2 separate regions of the Mus musculus genome follow, and region 1 is linked to region 2. The links are chromatin loops, found by intact Hi-C in ENCODE. Cell type or tissue: left cerebral cortex. All regions are shown on one strand. Links, peaks and the distances in the headings refer to the core of each region. The heading gives the core; the rest is flanking DNA.

The links. A loop is a pair of places that touch in the nucleus more often than their neighbours do. Peaks named below come from ENCODE experiments on the same cell type or tissue, not always from the same donor. Only the 100,000 strongest peaks of a DNase experiment are listed, where the experiment ranks them.
Region 1: a loop joins it to region 2, with 5 times the contacts of the local background. A loop is called at or near these places in 3 of 42 quality-filtered maps.

What each region holds. Positions count from the first base shown.
Region 1 is chr1:36,541,896-36,552,817 of GRCm38, forward strand. It overlaps Ankrd39 (ankyrin repeat domain 39), which reads right to left and starts at 5,357. Exons shown (of 4, transcript NM_026241.4): 1 at 5,191-5,357; 2 at 867-970; 3 at 1-167. The coding sequence starts at 5,290. It overlaps Sema4c (sema domain, immunoglobulin domain (Ig), transmembrane domain (TM) and short cytoplasmic domain, (semaphorin) 4C), which reads right to left. Exons shown (of 15, transcript NM_001126047.3): 9 at 10,824-10,922; 10 at 10,357-10,501; 11 at 10,032-10,254; 12 at 9,831-9,943; 13 at 8,773-8,933; 14 at 8,611-8,681; 15 at 6,744-8,473. The coding sequence ends at 7,644. In left cerebral cortex, for the core only: CTCF peaks have their summits at 4,142 and 5,492 (motif pointing right); DNase peaks (open chromatin) are centred at 4,128, 5,432, 6,303 and 6,509; H3K4me3 peaks cover 1,040 bases; H3K27ac peaks cover 1,555 bases.
Region 2 is chr1:36,704,182-36,715,103 of GRCm38, forward strand. Actr1b (ARP1 actin-related protein 1B, centractin beta) reads right to left here and starts at 5,744. Exons shown (of 11, transcript NM_146107.2): 1 at 5,625-5,744; 2 at 4,010-4,074; 3 at 2,689-2,764. The coding sequence starts at 5,672. Gm33533 (a long non-coding RNA gene) reads right to left here. Exons shown (of 7, transcript XR_865346.3): 7 at 8,667-10,504. It overlaps 4933424G06Rik (RIKEN cDNA 4933424G06 gene), which reads left to right and starts at 10,356. Exons shown (of 9, transcript NM_001374322.1): 1 at 10,356-10,516. The coding sequence starts at 10,432. In left cerebral cortex, for the core only: CTCF peaks have their summits at 4,127 and 5,239 (motif pointing right); DNase peaks (open chromatin) are centred at 3,180, 4,985, 5,204 and 5,857; H3K4me3 peaks cover 3,246 bases; H3K27ac peaks cover 3,240 bases.

The DNA.
Region 1 (10,922 bases), core at 1,143-9,142, 160 kb before region 2:
CAGGGGTTGGACCCATGGGATAGCAGCAGCCGTGCGATTTCCGTGTGCCCACAGTAGCTGGCCCGGTGCAAAGCCGTGGCGCCCCCGTGGGTCTGGGCGTCACACTTCGCTCCACTTTCCAGCAGAAACTGGCAAACAGCATAGTGCCCGTTGCGGCTGGCGTAGTGCTGCAGGGATCAGAGACTGCAGTCAGATGGCAGAGTCCTGGCAGGTGGCAGGGCACTGGGATGCCGAGAGCCAGGGAGGAAACACTGTGCCCTTCCACTAATTAAAATACCCAGCTGCTCAGGATGGGACCAAAGTTGAAAGGGAAAAGAGGGTGTCTAAGGATTCAGCGTAGGTGGGGAGGGTGGGGGGAGGGTGTTTATCAGTCACGGTGGCACGGGCTTGTGTCTGGAATCCTAGCCCTTCAGAGGAGGCAGGGGGATCAAGGTCACCCTTTATACACAGATAGTTCAAAGCTAACCTTGGTTCTGTGAGAGCCTATTTCAAGAGACAAAACAATAAACTTTAAAGCTAGGCGAGGTGGCATACGTTAATACAGATTCTCAGTACCCAGGAGGGTGAACCCTTACCAAAACCAAAACCACCACCACCACCACCACCACCAAAAACCAAACCAAACCAGTGAACCAGGGAGATGACCCATTCGGTGAAAGTACTTACCACCAAGTCTGAGGGCTTAAGTTCTAGGCCCAGACCTCACATGGTGGCACGCATACATACACATGCATACACAGGCACGCACACACGCACTCACGGGGGCTGGGGGGAGAGAGACAGAGGCACAGAGAGACAAGAGTTTGGCTGGAAATAAAGGGAGAGCAGCAGCCCGGACGGAGTTAAGGCCTTTTCCCAGAGCTCACCAGTGCGGTGTAGCCGGCAGAATCTGGCTGGCTAGGGTCTGTGGCCTTCTGGATGAAATACTTCACACGGCCCAGGTCTCCATTCAGGGCAGCCGACCAGATTCCTGCAGAAAGACAGTCAAAGCGCTGAGCAGTGTTGCATGGTGATATTTGTTTCTTTTAATTCCCATTTCTTTAAAGCATTTCTTCTACCTTTTGACTGAAGTTTCAACATCTGTAAGGTAAAGCTTGGAATGCTGTATCTATATTACCCCCAGGAAGCAGGTCAGAAACCCATGCTAAGACTGTTGTAATCTGGAGCTATCATAAAAGGGATAGTTGCTGCTGCCCGGGCAGCTGGTGCTAGCGGCGGCAGGGGCAGCGGGCGGTAGGGGCAGCTGCAGGGGTGGCAGTGCACGCCTTGAATCCCGGCAGAGGCAGAGAGGCAGAGGCAGGTGGATCTCTGAGTTCGAGGCCAGCCTGGTCTACACAGTGAATTCCACCACAGCCAGGGCTATACAGAGAAACCATGTCTCAAAACAGCTGATCAAGGAACAGCGGCTCAGCAGGTAAAGAGCCAAGCCTGACTAACGGAGTTCAATCCACTCCACCTACACAGTGGAAGGGCACAACTGACTCTGGCAAGTGCCCTCTGACATCAGAGCTCATACCCTGACACCCAACATGTCCTAATCACAAACTGAGTACAGTTATTGAAATGAAATGATCACAAATAGGTCAACCAATGCTACAAACCCAGTGGGTGAGAGAATTAACTAGTAGCTTAGGCTTTGCACACAATGCAGCACAAAGCACGGGTAAAAGAGACAAGAAAACAGGGGAGAGAACACAGACCAACATACTTCCAAAAGGAATTTCAGAGAGGTACGCAAGATGGAAGTGGCGGAAACGGGCACCATGTCCTTGCATGGCCCCAGGAACTTGGAGCCCAGACACACAGAGAAGTGGGGAAGCTGGGACTGGTGGACTCTGAAGGAAATCTACAGTATCCCAAAAGCTTAGCATGGTTATTAGAAACAGTTGAACAGATAATCAAGGTCATTGTATCAAAGAGGCAGAGTAGTTACAGACAGCCGAACAGGAGGCGGGGTTATTATAGACAGACGAACAAGGAGGTGAGGTTATGGAAATACAGCCGAAGAGGGAGGTGGGGTTGTATACAGATGAACAAGGAGGTGGGGTTATTACAAACAGATGAACAAGGAGGCAGCTGTAGCTAATCTCAGTAGGAGCGGTCTCTGCAGGGGAGCAGCCTTCAGGTAAAAAACACTCAGGGGGAGAAATGGTGGGCATTTTCTACACATATTGTCAACATCTGCACATGGACCAGAGGAAGGATTTACTGCCCCTCTGAGCCTGGACCCACCCCTGGTGTTGGTGTGTGTGTGGTGTGTGAGTGTGTGTGCAGGTGCCATTTCCCTATAGGTCTGAGGCTCTGGTCCTTAGCATGTCCTGCTCATGTCGGTAACACACATTCACTCAGGGTTTCTTCTGCTCCCACAAATGGGAAAGATACTGGTTGAAGAGATGAGAATTATACAGAAATAAAGATAACCATGATGTGAGCATGGTAGCACACGCCTGTAATGCCAGAGGCCTGTAAAGACAGAGGCCGGCAGATCTCTGTGTTCAGGGACAGCTTGGTCTACAGAATGAGTGCCAGGACAGCCAGAGCTACACAGTGAGACCCTGTCTCAAAAAATCAAAACAAGGGGGCTGGAGAGATGGCTCAATGGTTAAGAGCACTGACTGCTCTTCCTAAGGTCCTGAGTTCAAATCCCGCAACCTCATGGTGGCTCCCAAACATCCATAATGAGATCTGATGCCCTCTTCTGATGCGTCTGAAGACAGCTACAGTGTACTTAGATATAATAAATAAATTTTTTAAAAAAATCTAAAAAAAAAAAAAAAATCAAAACAACAACAACCAGAGCTGGAGAGCCGGAGAGGAGCTGGTTCAGGAACTGTTGCTCTGATGAAACTCATTCTTCAGAAGACCTGGGTTTGATTCCTAGCACCCATAAGGTGGCTCACAACCATCTGTAACTCCAGCTTCAGGGGATCCAATCTCCTGTCCAGGCATATGCATAGTGCATACATACAGGCAAAACAGTCATATACGTTAAACATGTGTGTGCATATATAATTTGTATATATAAATAATTATATTTTTGTTTATTTTTTTACTTGTGATATATATACACACACATACACATATATATCTGTAATCAAAGAGATGGCTGTATAATTTGTATATATATAATTATATATACTGTATATTTTTTACTTGTGATATATATATATATGTATATGTATATATATATGTAATCAAAGATGTAATCAAAGAGATGGCTCAGTAGTCAAGAGTAGTTAGTTGCTAGGGCCAGGCAGTAATGGTGCACACCTTCATCCCAGCACCAGGGAAGCAGAAACAGATGGCACTTTGTGAGTTCGAGGCCAGCTTGATCTACAAAATGAGTTCCAGGACAGCCAGAGTTATATAGTGAGACCCTGTGGTTGTGGGGTGGGGAGAGATGGACCAACAAAACAAAACATAGCACACATACATACACAAAGAAAGTCACCAAAACAGATTTAATTCAAAACTAAAAAAATAAATAAATAAACCCCATGCTTTACAGAAAAAAAAAATTCACATAATAGGTATCTTTATCACATGTGAAAAATAAATAAAAGAATAAGCTGATAAAATTGCAGCAGGTGATAACAAACAATTTCTGAGACAAAGTGTCTAACATGCTCTGCCTTGAACTGGCCTTGAACTGTGACCTTCCCGTCTCAGCCTTTGAGTCAGTCCAAACTGCTACAAAGAGAGCAAAGCATTAAGGTAACAGGGTAACCAGAGTGGAAATGCCAGGGCTTTGAATACCACAAGGTTTCTTCCTCCACACAGGAAGGGCTGACATTTTGAGGCAGATCATGTCTGTTGTGGGGAGCCAACCTGTGCGGGTCAGATTAGCTGTGACACACAAAAATATCTCTAGACCTAAACTGGGCATAATTGTCCCCAGGTTGAGGACTCTCTAAGGAAGGGGGGTCCCTGAAGAAGTGCCATAGAACTGAATGCTGGCGGGAAAGCCTCAGTCAGCCTGAAGCGGACTAACAAACAAAACAGACCATGTCATCGGACAGAGGGCTTGCATATTTTAGAAACATAAGGGTGATGGCTGCAAGGGTGAGAACCATAAAGAGGTACAGAAACACAACAGTCAGTCTGGCTTGGGGAACTAAACGCAATAGGAGGCGCTGGAGAGGCGGCTCAGTTAAGAGTTCTGTCTGCACCAGGCCGGTGGTGGCGCACGCCTTTAATCCCAGCACTCAGGAGGCAGAGGCAGGCGGATTTTTGAGTTCGAGGCCAGCCTGGTCTACAAAGTGAGTTCCAGGACAGCCAGGGCTATACAGAGAAGCCCTGTCTCAAAAAAAAAAAAAAAAAAGAGAGAGAGAGAGAGAGAGAGAGCGCTCTGGCTGCTCTGCAAAGGACCAGGGTTGTTTCTCAGCTGGTCACATCTGTAACTGCCAATTCCAGGGAATCTGAAGCCCTATTCTGGCCTCCAGGAGCTAAATGCACATAAATAGTCTTTAAATTAAAAAAAGCGTAAATGTAATCATCTCATTTGTTATTTTCTAAAGGTACAGCGGAGAAAACACTTCAAGAGGAGGAAGCGGGGAGTCCTATTATGTCCCTAGTCCAAAAGATGGGGGTAGCAGAGGTGTAGAGAAACGCCGCCCGCTAGGAAGCCATTCCTATGGTAACCATCAAGTGTTCCGTATCATCAGCCCTACACTGATGACAACCTTGCTACAACTGCACAAACTACCTGTTCCTGGGGATAACATGGTAACCGGCACAGAAGAACAGGGACCACTGCTAATAGCAAAATCTCTGTATGATTTTGGACAAAACAGTCACACCCCTGCGCTCCACAGTAAATCTTTCGAGATCACTGTCATTGCTAAAACTTGTACACTCACACCCGAGAGCAGCAAGGGCCAGCTGCCCTGACCTCCCCGGTGGATACGAACCACCAACTGCAGATTCTTTCCCTAGCTCCTCTGTCACCTGACCAGGCTGTCTCCTAGCTGGGTTGGTCTCCAGACCCAGTTCAGAAACCAATGCCTCAATTTACCCGTCCGCACTCGAGACGGAGTAGTCGAGGGGCTTCCTGCCACGCTTTGAAGCCAGCCTTCCTGCACCAGGCCCGGAAGCTCCAAACACGGTTCGAGGCCTCCTTCAGTCCACGTTCCCGGAGATGGGGCTGGAGATTGCCCGCCGCCGGCAACGCGGCCGCCTCACCCCTCTCACCCCTGTCGAAGTCCATCTCCTCCAGCGTCTGCTGTACCCCGGGCACCGCACTAGGGTGAGAGCAGCAGGAGCCATCCGCGCAAAGGTGCGGCGCCGCCATCCCGGCGGCCGGGACTGCAGCCAAGCGCTCCTACGAAATGCCCACCCCTCCGTCCCAGGTTGACCACTCGACGTCCGTAGTTGACCTTCGAGTCCCGCCTCCTCGCCCCAGGCCAACCAATCCTGCATTTAGACCTTAGCTTAGCAACCAATGAAAGTGGTGAGGTGTGGCTGGATAGACTGAGCCTTGCTGCTTTGCTACCACGGGAGGGCGCCCAAGGCTAACTAAGCACAAGGAAGAGCAAAGGCTCGGGAATCCGTTGAGCTCCCCGGGAGGAGGCAGGACAGTTCGTGCAGCCTCGCCTTGTAGGGTGAGGGGACCAGGCAGCTTGGCCTGTCTGGTAGTGTTTATGTCGCATTCGCCAGAACCGAGGCCTCGCAGGTTCCCCAGGGCACAAGGACTCTAGACGCGGCCCATAGTCCCTCTCTCATCTCCCAAGCATCACTTGAGCTGTAGGCCATCCATGGTCAGATCAGTGACCCGCCAGAAAGCTACTAACACTCTGACCCTCGTTCTTTAGCAATCCATCAGGAAGCAGGTGGCCTGAGGGCAAGGACCTGGTAGACCACCTTTGTGCTTAAGCCTCTGCCCACTCAGTGGGCGCTGGTTGCCAACACCCACTGGGCAGACAACTGAGCTAAGGGAAACACACTCAAGTATTTCCCAGCCTCTTCTGACCCACACTCAGGGAAACAGCAGCCTGCTCAAGGGTCATCCAAGTGTATGGGGGGTGGGGGGTGGGGTGGCAGCTAAGGGTGGGCAGAGAGCTCACTGTGGTCTCTGTTCCTATGTACCGGTTAGATTGATCTAAACCAGGTGTGTCCAAATTGCAGCCAACAACAGCATCAAATTTAGCACAACACAAAATCTTAAAATGTCTTTTTTTTTTCCTCCTTCCTATTTTCCTTCTCGAAATCCGATTGGCAGGCAGCTCTCATTAAGGGCGCTCAGAAATGAATCCAGGCTGGGCCTGTTGTTTTTCCCAGGAACATCTGGGCCTACACCACTCCCTCACTAAGACAAGGGCTTGATACTGACTGGGTGGCAATAGGGGACTATCCCTACCCAGATAGGACATTCGAGACTAGCATTCTTCCCCTCCCACGGAGCTTGTCCTAATCTCCATCTTTATAAAGACACTGTCCACACAACTTGAGAAGCCTCTCCTTCAGCCCCTGACTCCCTGCTCACCCTCCCTATAGTTCTGGGAAGACCGTCTCCTTCTCCTCCTCTTCCCGAACGCTCTGCCTTGTTTCCCTGTGGCACCAGGCCAAGTCCAGCTCCCAAGCAGAGTAGCCCTGCTCTGGCTCCCAGTCCCATAGGCATCACTGTGGGAAAACACTTGAGTCTCAGCTGGCCCCTCCAGAGATGCACGGACAGGCATTAAGACCATGATGGCCCAGACCAAAGGATGAGTCCCTCTTAGGTCAATAAGTGGGTTTGAGTCAAAATATCTGTGTGGCAGGGTTAAATTTCATTTTCTCCATTTTATTTGTCAATATAAAAATACTCAAATATTTACAACAAATAAATATGTGGGGACACAATAAGTTACACTGTTAGCCCTTTTCCCAGAGCAGGGAGAGGATAGGCCAGTATCCATAGCATGCCCACCTCCTCCCTTCCCTCCCCCAACAACCCTTCCCAGCCCTGTCAGAAGAGCGCAAATATAAAATACCACCGAACCCGGAGGGCAAGTGGGAGGCCCTGCCCACCCCTCCCCCTGAAGCAGGAGGTTCCATCTCCACCCCCAACCCCCGCCCTGAAAACATTCACAGCCCTAGGAGCAGGGCTAGGCCCACCCCCGAGTCCCGCACTCCCCCAAAAGGGGTACAACACCCTGTCCTTCCCTTCCCCGTATGTACATCACTGCCCCAAAGCTTGGGACAGCTGGGGGTAGGAGAAGCAAAGTGCTATGACCCCCTTCCCCTTCATAGCTCCAAAGACTCAACCAGGAGGACCCCAGGCCAAGGGAAGACGTGATAGAGACAGGAAAGTTACAACACACACACACACACACACACATTCTTCCACATGCATACCAACACATATATGCACAAACACGCCCACATCTTGAAACCTCTTCCTTGCAAAGTTTTGGCTGCTGGGGTCCCACATGTCTCAAATTCACAGAGGAGGGTGTGTCTCCTGTGAGGCTGAAGTCCTGGTGAGCCACACCAAGTGGCAGTGCCCATGCTGAGCAGGTCCTCACGGCCGGGCAAATGCTGGGCAGTGTCTGTCCCAGGCAGAGCAAGTGCCCCTGCCATGTCCCTGAGGTAGCTGGTGCCTGTGCAAAAGTTAAGAGTGCACCTCCCATGAGACCCCCCCCCGCCAATGAGGTGGGGGGGTCCCCTCATACTGAAGACTCCTCTGGGTTGGAGTCAGGCAGCGGCTGGCGCTGTTGTAGTTTCCGTCGTAATTCATCCGCGAGCTCAGGCAGTGGGTGCCCAGATCCTCCTCGGTCCTCTCCGCCCAACTGTAAACGCACATAACCATTGGCATTTGAGTTCCGACCACCTCCTAGGTGGAGCCGAGTTGGAGAAGGCAGAGGCTGGCCAGGTATGCCAGGAGGTGGGGAAGGGGGCCCACCCCCAGGCTGGCACCGGGCGTGACCAGGCACAATCTTGAGAGAGCCATCCGAATAGTAGTACCCGACAGGATCCCAAAGTTTCTCATCAGTTTCGGGGCCAGGACGGAAGGGGGGACTGGCAGGCTCCTTGGGCAGTTCCAAGGGGTACACCAGTGTCCTCTCAGATGCCTTGGCACCCTTTTCTAGCTCTTCTCGAAGTCGCCGGCGGAGCGATAGGACCAGCAGCAGCAGCACCAGGCACACAGCCCCCAGGGCCACCACAGCGAGCCACACGAGCCCCAGGTTTTCCAAGGGAGCCCGTGCCTCCAGTGTCACCGACGAGCCGGCCACGACAGCAACAAGGTAGCTTTCTGCAGCCAGTCTTGTCCCCTGCTCCTCTGAATAGCAACGATAGGGTCCAGAGTGACGGGACTGTGCGGCCATCACCACCAGCGCCTGGAGTCCCGTGTCATAAAGAAAGGAGCCAGGTTGTTCTGCAGGCAGGTCCTGGCTTCCGAAGGTCCAGTGGGCATGGGCCAAATTGGACGAGAGGTGGCAGGGTAGGACCAGGTCTGTGCCTGACACAACGGTGATGTTCTTGGGAATAGATCTGACTGCAGAGGCAGAAATGAGAGAGAACCCAGTGTTAATGCAGGAACCCCAGGTCCCACAGTGAGAGGTGATAAACTAACTCTGGCTGTGATCCAGGGGCCCATCCTCAAAATGAGGGAACAAAAGGAAAACAGCTCACCTTTTTTAATGCCATACTGGTTACACATCTTTGAAGTGTCCAAGTTCGCCACATGTTGGACCAGAAAGGACCTGGTAGGGAAGAGAAGTGGCATCAGAGATCCAACTCCAATCACCTTAGCCTCCCCCTCCTGGCCCTGGCACTCAGAGACGACTGACTCACCCCGAGCGACCACTGGTGGTGGCCACACAGCGGCTGGTGTTGACATTCCAGGCACAGTAAGGGTCCCTGGCCAGGACACAGTCTACACAGAAACGGTACTTTGTGCAGTCGGCCAGAGACAGCTGAACCAGCTGAGAGCGGGAGCCAGCAAAGAGCACCTTCTACAGTAAAACAAAGCACAGGGTAAGCCACACCACGCCTCGGGGTGATGGCTGAGATTTGTTCAGAGAGCATAAACATACTAGGTCCCCCAAGGAAGAAAAAGGCAGCGGAAGAAAAATCCAGGCCAGAGGAACAATTTTGATGAGGGCTTACGACAAGCCATCAAAATCCTAATCACTTTACAGACATGACCTTCTTAGACAGGGACGGACGGCAGACCCGTGAGGCTGAGGCGTACGCTCACTTGCTCACACTCGGGCCAGGAAACTCAGTTTCCCCCGGCCCCCGGAGCCAGCACAGTGACAGCAGTGCCTATGGAAGGTGGGGTTCCTCTGTTTGAATGGTGACTGCCAATCTGCATGCTTGCTCAGCCCCACAATTCCCTTGCTGCCATCTCATTATTCAGCGTTGTAGGGAGCAACTTTGAGTCATAGTAGCTGGTAAAGGGCAAGCAAATCAGAATCCAGAGGGTGATGCGAATATGAGTTTTGCATAAAGGTGTTAAAAAAAGAAAGAAAGAAAGAAAAGAAAAAACGTGAACACTTAAATGAGCCCGGAGACTGAGGGCCTGGCTCAGACACCCACTAGGGACTCAAAGAAATCGGATGTCTCTGTTGCTTGGGTACCAAAACATCTTGACCGAGAAGAGACTGCAGATAGAGCTGCAGCCCCACTTGGAAGGAGTTTGCCAAGGCTGGATTCTGGGAATGGGGGCCCCACAGGGACTGGCTCTATAAGAGAACCTTCAGAGGACAGGTTCTGGCCACCTTAGATCTCTTACTTCTGGGAACTCGAGAGCTACATGAGCCCAACTATGGATGGCATAGAGCCTGGGCGCCAGATAGACAATGGAGCAGAGAACAGAGAGGGAGGTGCGTGTGGCCCAGTCTTACTACCTTGCTCTGAGACAGCACCAGACTTTCCACTGGCTCCTGGTCAAACACCTGCAGTTCCTCCACCATGTGGATCCAGGGCCCCAGGCTCACAGCCTTCAGCAGCCAGCCATCTCCTGGAGAGGTGATGGGAATATGCAAATGAGGAATCAGGCTATGGGGCCTCCCCAGGTTCCCAGCCTTGGGCACACCTGAAGCGCCTACCTGTACCAATGAACAACACTGTATAGGTGGCACCATCAAGCCCTGGGACCCTGTCGGCCACCACGTGTGTGAAGTTAGTGTTCTTCTTCACAAGTAGGGGGCGGCCCAACCGAGGCTTCACCTGGTCCTCCATCAGGGGGTGCTTCTTGATGAAGTTGAGGGTGTTGTCCGGCAGTTCCAGGGAACTGGTGTAGCCATTGTCTCGGTGCCAGTTGTTGATACACTGTGTCGGGGAGGGGCGTGGGGAGGGCGGCTGTCAGTCAGCTGGCGAATAAGTGGGTCCTGGAGCCGATGTTGGGAATACATCCCCAAGCCGAAAACTCACCGAACCAGGCCGAGGGCTGGGTACCGGGTCAGTATAGCGGGCCCACTTCTGGGCTTGCTCACTGTACTCCTTGTAGGGACCCTCAAACACTTGCTGGATCTGTTCCAACTGGTACTCACAAACTGCAGACAGGTCCATATCGCCCCTGTTAAAGAAGGACCTTGGAAGTCAGGTTGGGTGCCTACTTGCTCCCACCATACCAGGGAACAGAGGAAAAAGTAGGAAGGGCAAAGCTTAGTATGGAGCAGTCACGACCATGAGGTAGCCCTGAGGTGTCACCCCAGGCAGCTTTCTGCTCACCTTCCCCCACCCAGCTTTAGAAAGAGCAGGCGCAAAGTCATCTTGGCTGCCAGGCACTGACCCGCTGGACTTCCTCCAGACGCCTGTGCGGGGGCCCTCACACCCACACACTATCCCTACCTGACCACCTGCTCCTCCCTACCCCCAGCTACCCCATAGCCGCTTACCATCGCGCTTGAAAAACCCCGAAGAAGGTGGTGTTGTGCCAAGAGGCGCCCCGCAGGGTGTGCACCGCCTTCAGCTGGTTGAAGTAGACCTTCCAGTCA
Region 2 (10,922 bases), core at 1,269-9,268:
GACAACGAGTCTCAGGTGATGGAAATGGGCTAGAACAGTACAGGTGAAAAGAATTAACTCTGGTTGGCCAGAGTTAGGCAACCTCCCTCTCAGTGTGCTCTCAAGTCCTTTTAGCAGCCTAGTGTGGCAAACAGAGAGGCACTGCCTGGCTGTAGTGCTACTGTAGTGCCAAGGATGTATCAATCTCAAGTCAAGAAGCTGCAGCCCTGAGAGGTGGACAGGCATAAGAAATCTGTTCCCCTGGCCTTAGGTCTGGTCAGCTTGTGCCATCTGAGCCACACTGAATTCATCAACAACAGGAAAATGCATCAAGGACCTATGAAAATTCCCCAAGGATGAGGAAGCCGGATGACTGGTACAAACAGGTGGGATCTCTTGATGCTGTGCTGCGCTGATGTTTTATGTTAGTGTCTCCTCTGCTTGGATTTCTGAGAACGGAAACTGCCTGGAATGGACTGTGCATTCAAGGTTATCTTCACTTCACAGCACTATTGGATGGGGACCTAGGCTCTTGCTTTGACGTCCTGAGCATCCCCGGTAAAGGGTTTAAGTATAAAGAAGACATAATGCTAGCCTGCGTGCTTTGTAGGTTTGGAAGCCCACGTGGAAGACTTACCAGTGCATCTAGAAGGGGCACAGATGGGAAGAAAGTTGGTTCACAGGGTGCTCGGGAGTCTAGTACAACTATGGAATTCTCAGGGGCTTTATGGTTGGGTGGAGCACAGATGATATGCACTGTGCTGGCAAGTCTTTTATCTTCTTGAAACAAGCTAGAGTTATTTGAAAGCAGGGGACCTCAATCGAGGAAATGCCAGCATGAGATCAGCTGGCTGTAAGACATTCCCTTGCCACTGGTTAGCTTTTACAGCCCTGGAGGGTGCTATGGAAGCTGCCGGGAGAATTATGGCCCAAAGCCCTACCTGGTGGCAGCCCTTGCATGCTGCACCATGAAGTGGCCGTTAGTGAGATATTGGCCGTTATAGGTACAACCAACTTTCTGATTAGACTTACATGGCCGGCTCCACAGATGGGAACTTCATCCTCTACTGTGAGCTCAGACAGAAATGCTCCCTGGATGGGGAAAGTTATAGACCCTAACCAGGAAACAACCATGGTCATTAAACAAATGTGATGCTCCTGGCTAAGGTGCCTTCCAACTATCTGTGTTTACACCCTTAGGTTCTTTCTGCTGTTAGCTTCCACTGGATGTCTTTATGTTTCCTCTTTCTCCCCTTTTCTTACTTGTTTCTGAGAAGGATAACAACAAGTCTATAGACATGGAGAGATGGTTAAGATGAGGGCTTGGTACCCTGCTGAATAGCCAGATACGCGTCACCCCCTCTAAGGCCCGGGGAACACTGCTGAAGGGAGCGTGTGTGTGTGTGTGTGTGTGTGTGTGTGTGTGTGTGTGTGTGTAAAGCCTTTAAGAGCTGGAAGAAGAGGTGCAGCATTATAGAATGCAATACTCCAAGCAAAAGAGGAGCCATTTTCCTCAGGTCAGCTAGACCTGCTTGCCAGAATCCGTTTGAACAGCCCTGCTGAGGTTCCCTTAGGAGAGGTTGTGGGAAGGGTCATTGGACCTCCCAGCCATTGGCAGGGAGCTCTACCCTACCTGCATATGGTCTCAAGGTCTTGAGAAGTGGTGGTGTACAGTCTGGGGAAGGCTACTGGAGAGTTAAGGCTGCCGTGGGTTTCCCTGGATCCCACACTAATCTCTCACCCATGCTCTGTCAGTAAAGTCTCTGGTTCCCCAGGATGAACTCTGGTGGAATCCTAGTCTGGTTTCTCACTGGGGCCTTAGAAAGAACCACTGTTTACATCTACTCAGGGGAAGAATTCTTGAAATATGCCCGCCCCAGTCCCTCTTCTTTCCATACACACGTTCCTCGCTCACTGCCTAGGCTCTCTCCAGCATCTCATTATACACTGTCCAGCATCCATCTGCAGCACAGTAGCCCATGCTCTGTCTGCACTGTCCCCCCAGGCCACCTGAGCCCATCATTCCTCCAGAGTACAGCTGGAGCTCTGACCTCTTGGCCCAACTCCCCACCTGCCCTCGCCTGTCTGTCTAGGAGACACTTTGCTTCTCATACAACAGTGGCTGGCTTTCATCTCCCACAGCCTCTCGTGTGCCCTTCTATTCAGGCCTCCCCTTCCCAGGTGCCTTATTCCCCAGGTGCCTACCTGGCACCTGCCTGTGCTTGGCTGACACTTCCCCCACACCCTATACTGGCACCCTCAGAGTCTGATTCAATGTGCAGTCCCCAGGTAGGCCATCCTAGCCAGAATAAGAAATGGCCCCGGCCTTCCTCAGAGCAGGTATCAGGTCCATAAAACCTAGGTGATTCTAATTCTTAACTCACTTTTGGGGGTGGCTGAAGAAGACTTTGAGCTTCTGGTCTTCCTGTCTCCACCCCTCCCAAGTGCTGTGACCTTAATCAGTTCTTTCTCCTATAGTTTCCAGTTTCTGAAAGCGGACACGGAGTCAAACCACGAGTTCCTCAGGAACGTTGGTTCATTGGCATCGTACAGAAGGGGGGTTGCCTCTACACACACACACACACACACACACACAAACACACACACACTGAACTGAAGGTAAGAGGCCCAAGAAGGCACAGAAAGGAACAGGTTGCTCTGATCACCAGCTAGATCTATGACTGACAAACTCAACTTAGGGACAGTTACCTCTGCTTTCGGTCCAATGAACAGGTCCCCCTCCAGGGCTCCAGCCATAACCCGCATGTGCTTTGGCCGTCCGACACTGCAAGGTCACAGAAGGTCAGTGAGTTGGGCAGGTGCATGGCTGAACCTGTGTCCAGGAAAACTGGAGTCCAACTGCAGAGCTCTAGAGGGTGGCCATGCTAAGCACTGGGAAGTGGCTCAGAGCCTAGACCTATGGGGAGTGGGAAAGCAGCCTGGCTCTTAGAAGCACAAGCACTTTGGGGTCTGAAGGAACGAGCCTCTCCCCAGGGAGGGCTAAGTGTGAATGTCAGGATCCCGTCTTAGCCTGGCTCTAGCAAGGCCACACTTCTATAGCCACACTGACTAAGCCCACCCACCCTCTTGTCTGCTGATGGATGGAAGACAGCCCTAGAACTCTGAGGCTTTCTGGTGTATCCCTCCCACAGTGGCCACTCTTCCACTGCCAGGGCTTCCAGAATAGAGATCAGTTCTTGGCAAGCACATATGTGATGAGTTACCATTCTAAATTGTGACCCACATTCCCCACAGACTGCCAACAGCCTTCCCTGACACCCACCCGGAGTTTGGGATGGAAAGCTGAAGCCCTCTGTGAGTCCAGGCTGGCTGTAGCTCTTAAAGCCACTCTAGGTTTCCAGCTCTGATCTGCAGGCCACTGACAGATCCTTCAAGCTCTGAGAGGTGCTTCAAGGGGAACCTTCCCAGTGGGCAGGTAGGACCCAGGCAATCCTCGATCTTTGGGACAGAACCACCCTGTTACCATTGGCACTCCCTGGGGTGTGTGGAAAGGGCTGGGCAGGAACAGTTCCTAGATGCTATACATAACTGAACCTTGATGAAAACATTTCTGGGGGCTGGCGGGGGCATTGCTTAGAATGTATGCTTAGTTTTCTGGAGGCTAGGGGTTCACCCAAACTCCACAATAATCTGAAAAAAAAAAAACTTTCCAGGGAGGAAGGGGTAGCTGTGTACACCCCCCCCCCAACTCTCTGTGGGAGTTTAGCTCTTTCCCTGGAGAGAGGTTCCTCTTATTCCTGCTCCCGCCTTTACCACACCCCATCCCCAGGGCAATGCTGGATGCTGCTCCTAACAGGCTGAGCCAGAAACAAAGGCAAGAGACTCTGAGACCCAGCAGTTACTCTCAGGGTCACCTCCACCAATCTGGTGTTTCCTCTTCCAGGTAGAGGAGGGACTTGCCTTCCAAGAGGGAAGCTGTAACACCACAGGGGACGCATTCTTCCCAAAAGCAAATAAGGGGCTGGGGAGCTTGCTGCCCTCCGCCCCCCAGGTGACAGGTGACACTTACTAGTTTGGGAAACAGTACTTAGGAATCTGGTCTCCTGCAAAGCCAGCCTTGATCACCCCTGAACCCTGCAAGGAAAAGCAATGTTTTAGCTCCTGCCAACGACTCAAGATGCAGTCAGGGTCCCCAAGTGGAGAGAGCTGGCAGTTCTACCAAGGCTGGACAGGGAGGAAGCCAGAGACCTGACCTAGAGAAGGAGATCACTTGCAAGCACTAGCACATCAAAACTAGGTGTGAGGCTGCATTTTCTGTCCTGGGGACCCAAGGGGGAGATGAGAACTGTTAGGGGCATCTGTTGGGTGGAGGTTATCAGCAATGACTGGCCCCAGATGGGCATCCGTGAAGAGAGACCACAGATCTCCTCTGTGAATGCTCTGGCTAGTACCTGTAGGGAGAGGAAATCAGCTACACTTTAAAGATAGCTAGATGCTACGCCTCAGCCTTACTCTATTCAAGAACCCTTGTCTTCACCAGCAGACAGAGACCACATACTGGGTCCATGGAGGGGAACCACTTGGTGGTCTCCAAGTACCTTTCTTGGGTAGTAAGAGGAGAGGCAGTCCCTGTCCCTGCTGGAAGCTGGACCTAGGCTTTCAACATGAACTGGACACACCTTCCACTTAGTAAATGAGTCACCTACTCACACCCTTTGCCTACCAGTCTCTATTAGGGCCAAAATAACATATCCAAGTAACAAGCGAGAGGCTCCAAGCCCAAACTCAGCCAGGCAGGTGCCTCTGAGCTCATTAGCTTGTTGGCCACCAAACAGGTAGGTAGCCTGATGTACACTGTAGCCTGCCCCAAGCACACCCCCAAAGTCCAGGACTAGCCTCTCTGATAAACAAGTTATGATTTAAGGGAGCCCACATGGGTGCTCCAAAAAAAGGCAGCCACAAAGATGCCATCAGGGGCTCACGTGGGAAGGAGTCAGTTCCCAGAAAGAGAAGTGTGTCACCGTCAAAAGCTCCAAGGCCTACACATCAGCTCTGGGCACAGCTAGAGAAAACCCCAGCCACGTCAAGGCCTCTAAGGATAGACAGCTCCTAGGGCCACTGAAGGTAAGCACAACCCAGGCTGGAAGACAACGCCCCGGGAAGCAGGACCTCTTTTCTTTCAGGCTTGCAAACTACTACCCCAAACTGCTCCGTCCTGGGGAAAGTGGCTACACTCTCCGAAAAGATCATTTAGAGTGAGGGGGTTAGTTAAAGCGGCAAAGAGGCCACCAGGTGGTGGCTGGTGGAAATTAACGTGCAGTGTTTGCTTCTGGGTGCAGCCCCTTGGGAAGTGTTGTAAAGATCACCAGGCCCTTCAAGAGATAAAGCCAGCAGTGTGCAAGAAGTCAAATGTCAGCCGACCTCCATCAGGCGGCCAGAGCTTACCACCAAGCAAAGGGCCAGGGGTCTTAACTTGCCCAGCGATCCCACCCCAGACAGACGCGTTCACCGGCCTAGAGCATTAAGGACCGCCTGACTGTGATCAGCTGTACCGCACATCCTGGACTCCGAGGGAGGTGCTCCCGAGGCCCACCCCTGGCCCCACCAGCGTGGGCCACCGCACGCCGCCTGCGACCCCGCGGCGGGTCACAGTCCTTCCCCCACCCCCCGCTGCCCGGCCTCACATTGTCGATGACCACGGGCTGGTTAGCGATGATGTCGTAGGACTCCATGGCCCGGCCGAGCCGGCCCTGCCCAGCAGGCGGGCTGCAGGAGGACCGGCGGGCTACAAGGTTCGCGGGGAGACCTGGACGGATGCGACTCCAGACACCGCGCCGCTCCCCTCCCCCAGTGCGCTGCCTACGCGAACGCGGCCCCGTGGCCAATCACAGATGCCAAATGACCTGATTGACGGCCGGCGCCGGGGAGGGTTGCTGGGGGAAGTGGGAGGGGCCTCTTGGAGCCGGCTAACCAATTGAAGCTTTCCGGAAGAACAGCCAGGCGTTGCCAAGGTAGGCTGCGCGGCCGTAAGATGATGTCATGGCTGGGTTCTTAAAGGGGGCAAGAATTAAAAAGGAGGTGGTAGGTCTATTGAAATCAGGAAGTCTTTTGAGTTCACCTACTGGAAGGTCTTTCTTTTGATGAGACATCTGTGAGCATTCCTCTTCTTAGGATGTCAGCTCTGATTATTTCAACGGGAGAGTTAGTTTAGTTAGATTTATTCATCTTTTTTGGTTTTTAGAGGTAGGATCTCTGTGAAACCAAGGCTAGCCTTCAACTTGTGATTCTCCCGCCTCACAAATGCTGGAATTACAGGCATGTACTACCATACCAAGCAACAGTTTTGGATTTAATAAGATTCAAACGCTAGGTGAATAATTGTATTTTATTTTAGAAGTATCATAGATTTACATTTAGACCTATGTTTAATTTGAGTTAGTTTTTATACATGTATCAAGTAAGCATCGGGGCATTTATCACTAAGGCTGTCTACCTGGGGTTTGATCCCAGAGACCCATATGGTAAAAGAGAACCGGCTTCCACAATTCTGATTGCTACAAGTGCACCATGGAATATGTACAGCCACACACACACATTCGCAAACAAAATAAATAATGTACAAAAAAAAGTGGGGGGTTGGCAAAGAGAAACTGGGTGTGATCATGTCATTCCTGGTAACAGGGAGGCAGAGGCAGGCCAATATCGGAGTTCCAGAGGTTGACAGAGGCTACATAGTGGAATCCTGCCTCAAAAAATTATATATATATATATATATATATATATATATATATATATATATATATATATAATTTATATTTATATAAATTTATAATGAGAGAGAGAAATTTTTTTCAAATTGCCTTGGTGCCTATGTCAATAGTTGATAGTTTCTGTCTACCTTTTATTCTGTTTCACTGGTCCATTAGCCAATAACACATAAACTTGTGGCGTCAGTTTTATGTTGTTGGGCAAAACATCAGAGAAAATCATCTTAAGAGAGGTCATATCTCTTAACTGTTTGATAGCGTTCACTCATGAAGTTACCTAGATCTTGAGTTTTCTTTGTGGGAAGAAAGTGTGTATATTTATAATATACAAATTAAGTTTTTAAAAAAGAGATGTAGACTGGTTCTGGTGGTGGTGGCAGCTTCCCCTTTCCATCCTCCTCTTCCTCTTCTTCCTCCTCCTTTGGTGTGCTGAACACAGAACCTGCACCTAGATAAGTTCTCTACCAACTAGCTACACTTGCGGTCTTGCTGTATCTTCTTGAGTTACATTGTTTTGTTACTTTGTATGTCATGGAATTTGTCAGCTTTGGGCAAATGTAATGGGCAAAAAGTTGTCCATAATGTATCCAGGGTTTTCTTTCAGTGTCTACAGAGATGTTTCCCTTCTCACTGGACACCTGGGATGCCCCCCCCCTTTTAACCCTGATCAGGCAGGCTAGAGCAGGGGAGCAGCAGTTCTCAATCTGTGGGTGGCAACCTCTTGGGGATCCCCTAAGACCATTGGAAGATAGGGATTCAAGTTATGATTTACAACAGTGGCAAAAATTACTGTTATGAAGTAGCAATGAAAATAGTCTTATGGTTGGGGAGTTACCACACAGGAGGAGCTGTATTAGAGGGTCACAGCATTTCCTCAAAACACTAGCTTTCAATTTCATTGACTAGTCTTTCCAATGGTGCTTGCATTCCTTTTTTTTTTTTTTTTTTTGGTTTTTTGAGACAGGGTTTCTCTGTATAGCCCTGGCTGTCCTGGAACTCACTTTGTAGATCAGGTTGGCCTCGAACTCAGAAATCCACCTGCCTCTGCCTCCTAAGTGCTGAGATTAAAGGCGTGCGCCACCACGCCCAGCTTGGTGCTTGCATTTTTAATGGATTGTAGCATTGACTATGAAGAAGAGTATACTGTAGAGAAGTTTGTAGCTCACAGACACTAGAGTATTTTCTATTTACCTCTCAACAGGACAAGTTTGCTGACTCCTACTCTTGTCCTAGGCAACTTGTGTAAAAGTTTTTTTTAACCTAGGTGTAGTGGCCAAGAGTTGGGCCAACAAGATGGCTTGGTGTGCAGTGGTGCATGCCGCCAAGTCTGACAGTTCAATCCTTGAGTGCCACATGGTGGAGGGTGAGAAATGACTCCTCTAAGTCTGCCTCTGTCCGCCACATATGCACTGTGACATGAAATACATACTCTTTTCTGGTGTGCATGAAGACAGTATACTTATATACATACAATAAATCTTTTTAAAATTTTTCTCAAAAAACAACAAACAAACAAAAAACCCAAACACACTTCATATGAAGGCTGGAGATATAGCTCAGATATGAGGAATATGCTGTACCTAGGTGGAGCCCCTTACAACAATTTGTATGTAACTTCAGTTTTAGGGGACCCCCACATTGTCTGGTCTCCAAGGGCATCCACACGCATAGATAAATACACATTTAAAATTTACTTTATATGATAAAAGGGAGAGTATTAGAGGAACAGCTAGTAAATGCTTGTGGAGTGTATTGTTTCATTAACGTGAATAGCCTATCAAAATCATTTAGCATGCATTATATTTAAAATAAGTATTACTGCATTAAATTTTATATTTACATTTAAATATGAATATTCAAAAATCCACATATACAGATATATTGGAAATAGAATTTTTATTTTTTTTATTTTTATTTATTATTTTTTTTTGTTTTTGTTTTTAGAGACAGGGTTTCTCTGTATAGCCCTGGCTGTCCTGGAACTCACTCTGTAGACCAGGCTGGCCTCGAACTCAGAAATCCACCTGCCTCTGCCTCCCAAGGGCTGGGATTAAAGGCTTGCGCCACCACGCCTGGCCAGAAATAGAATTTTTAAAAGTAGTTTTCTTTAAAAACTTTTTTAATTTTATTTTTTGATAATTTCATATATGAGTATTATATTTATATCACTCTCCTTTCCTCTCTTTCCTTAAACCCTGTCATTTCCTCCCACTCCCGAAGTTCATAGCCTATTATTCTTTGACTATAATTGATGTCTGTGTGTCTAAGTACAGTTATTTAGTGAGATAATTTAGTGTTGCTCAGTGTATTTAGGGCTGACCTCTTGGGACTAGATAGCTTATCAGGAGCTTGACCCGGGGAAGGCTGAGTCTCTCTCCCAGTGACCGTTCATTGCTTGTAGAGATGGTCTTGTTAAACACTAGTTTCTAATTAAAACACAAACTAGTATTCTGTAATTATGATTCAAGTAGACTAAGATTACTCTACTATTGTAAATATTGCTCCTATTAAAAATTATTCTCAGCCAGGCAGTTGTGGCACATGCCTTTAGTTCCAGCACTAGGGAGGCAGAGGCAGGCAGTTCTCTGAGTTCGAGGCCAGCCTGGTCTACTTTGGTTTACTTTGACTCCTTGTTTCAGAGGTTTCAGTACATGAAGTCAGCAAGACAAAGCACCATGGTGGAGTAGGGCTGCTTGGCAGAGCAAACTGTTCCCCTTATGACGGCCAAAAAGCAAGATGGGGCAGGGTCCCACTATTCCCTTGTTTGGTTACTGTTCTAGTGCTGTGAAGAGACACCACAACCAGATCAATTCTTATTTTAAAGAAAGCACTTCACTAAGGCTTGCTTGCAGTGTCAGAGGTTTAGTGCATTATCATGGTGGGAAGCATGGCAGCACACAGGCAGACATGGTGCTGAAAAGTAGCTGGGTGTTCTACTTATGGATCTGTAGGCATCAGGAAGAGCAGAGAGACTGGGCCTGGCTTGGGCTTTTGAAACCTCAAAGCTTCACCCCCCCCCCCCCCAGTGACACACTTTCCCCAACTAGGCCACACCTCTTCAGTCCTTCTCAAGCAGTGCCACTCCCTGATGACTAGGCATTCACATATAATGAGCCCATGGTGGCCATTCTTATTCAGACCACCAAATGCCTGAAACAGCCCATTTCTGGTGATCTTCCAGTCACCACTCCTGCCTCCTAAAGAGTCTATTGTCTTCATGGGCTGGTGACCAGATCTTTAATCTCTGGCCCTTCCAGAGCTAACCTATAGTGAGAACACTTCACTAATGCAATCCCTTCTTGTTTTCTTGGTGCTAAGGTTCCACCTCAGGGCCTCATATGTGCCAAGCAAGCCCTTTACCACCACAGGACAACCTCTCCTGTCCCTCCTGTTAATGTGCTATGTTGACCAATACAGTACACCTGGTGGCTCTAGCTCCAGTGGCCACAGTTGAGTTTCATTCCGTGTATCCTGTTGACACATTCCCATCTTTAGGTTGCAGGGCATGCAGGATTAACCAGACCTCAGAGAGCTGAGACAGTGAACAGAGAGACTGTTTGAGGGTCACAAGTGTCCCTCTCCGTCCCTGACTACAGACTTGCCCCTTTCCCAGTGTGACCTCACAGAACACGGGTTCCACAGCATCCTGGAACTTGGGGCTGTCCTATCTGCGAGCAGTTCAGGAGAATGGCTCCTCCCTGATGGCATTCTGGTTGTGGCAAAAATGAGCGACACTGTGTTCTTCTCCTTTGTTATCTTCCTGGGCAGCCATTGGGGCACAGAGCCCCTGTCTATCCCTGTGATTGAAGGTATCATCATCAGTATACTGTCATGGCAACTGGAGGGATGGAAGACCCCTAGGGAGCCTCAGCCAGGCTGGCTGGTGGGCCCTTCCTGCCGAGGCTGGGACAGTGAGCCCTCCTCATGTCCTACTTCCTTTACCTGAGCTTGCCCACCTGTGACACTCCCTCAAATTCTAGAGCTTTGTAAAACTATCCCGTATTTAGAAATGTCGACCCTTTATTAAAAAAAATTGTTTTTCAAACCTCTCACAAGTAGAACAATCATTAGAAAAAACAGCTATCCACAAACTTCTCAATCTTATCCACACATTCATATTTTAAAATTAGTATATACTAAGCCGGGAGGTGGTGGCACACACCTTTGGTCCCAGCCCTCGGGCAGGAGGTAGAGGTGGTCAGATCTCTGTGAGTT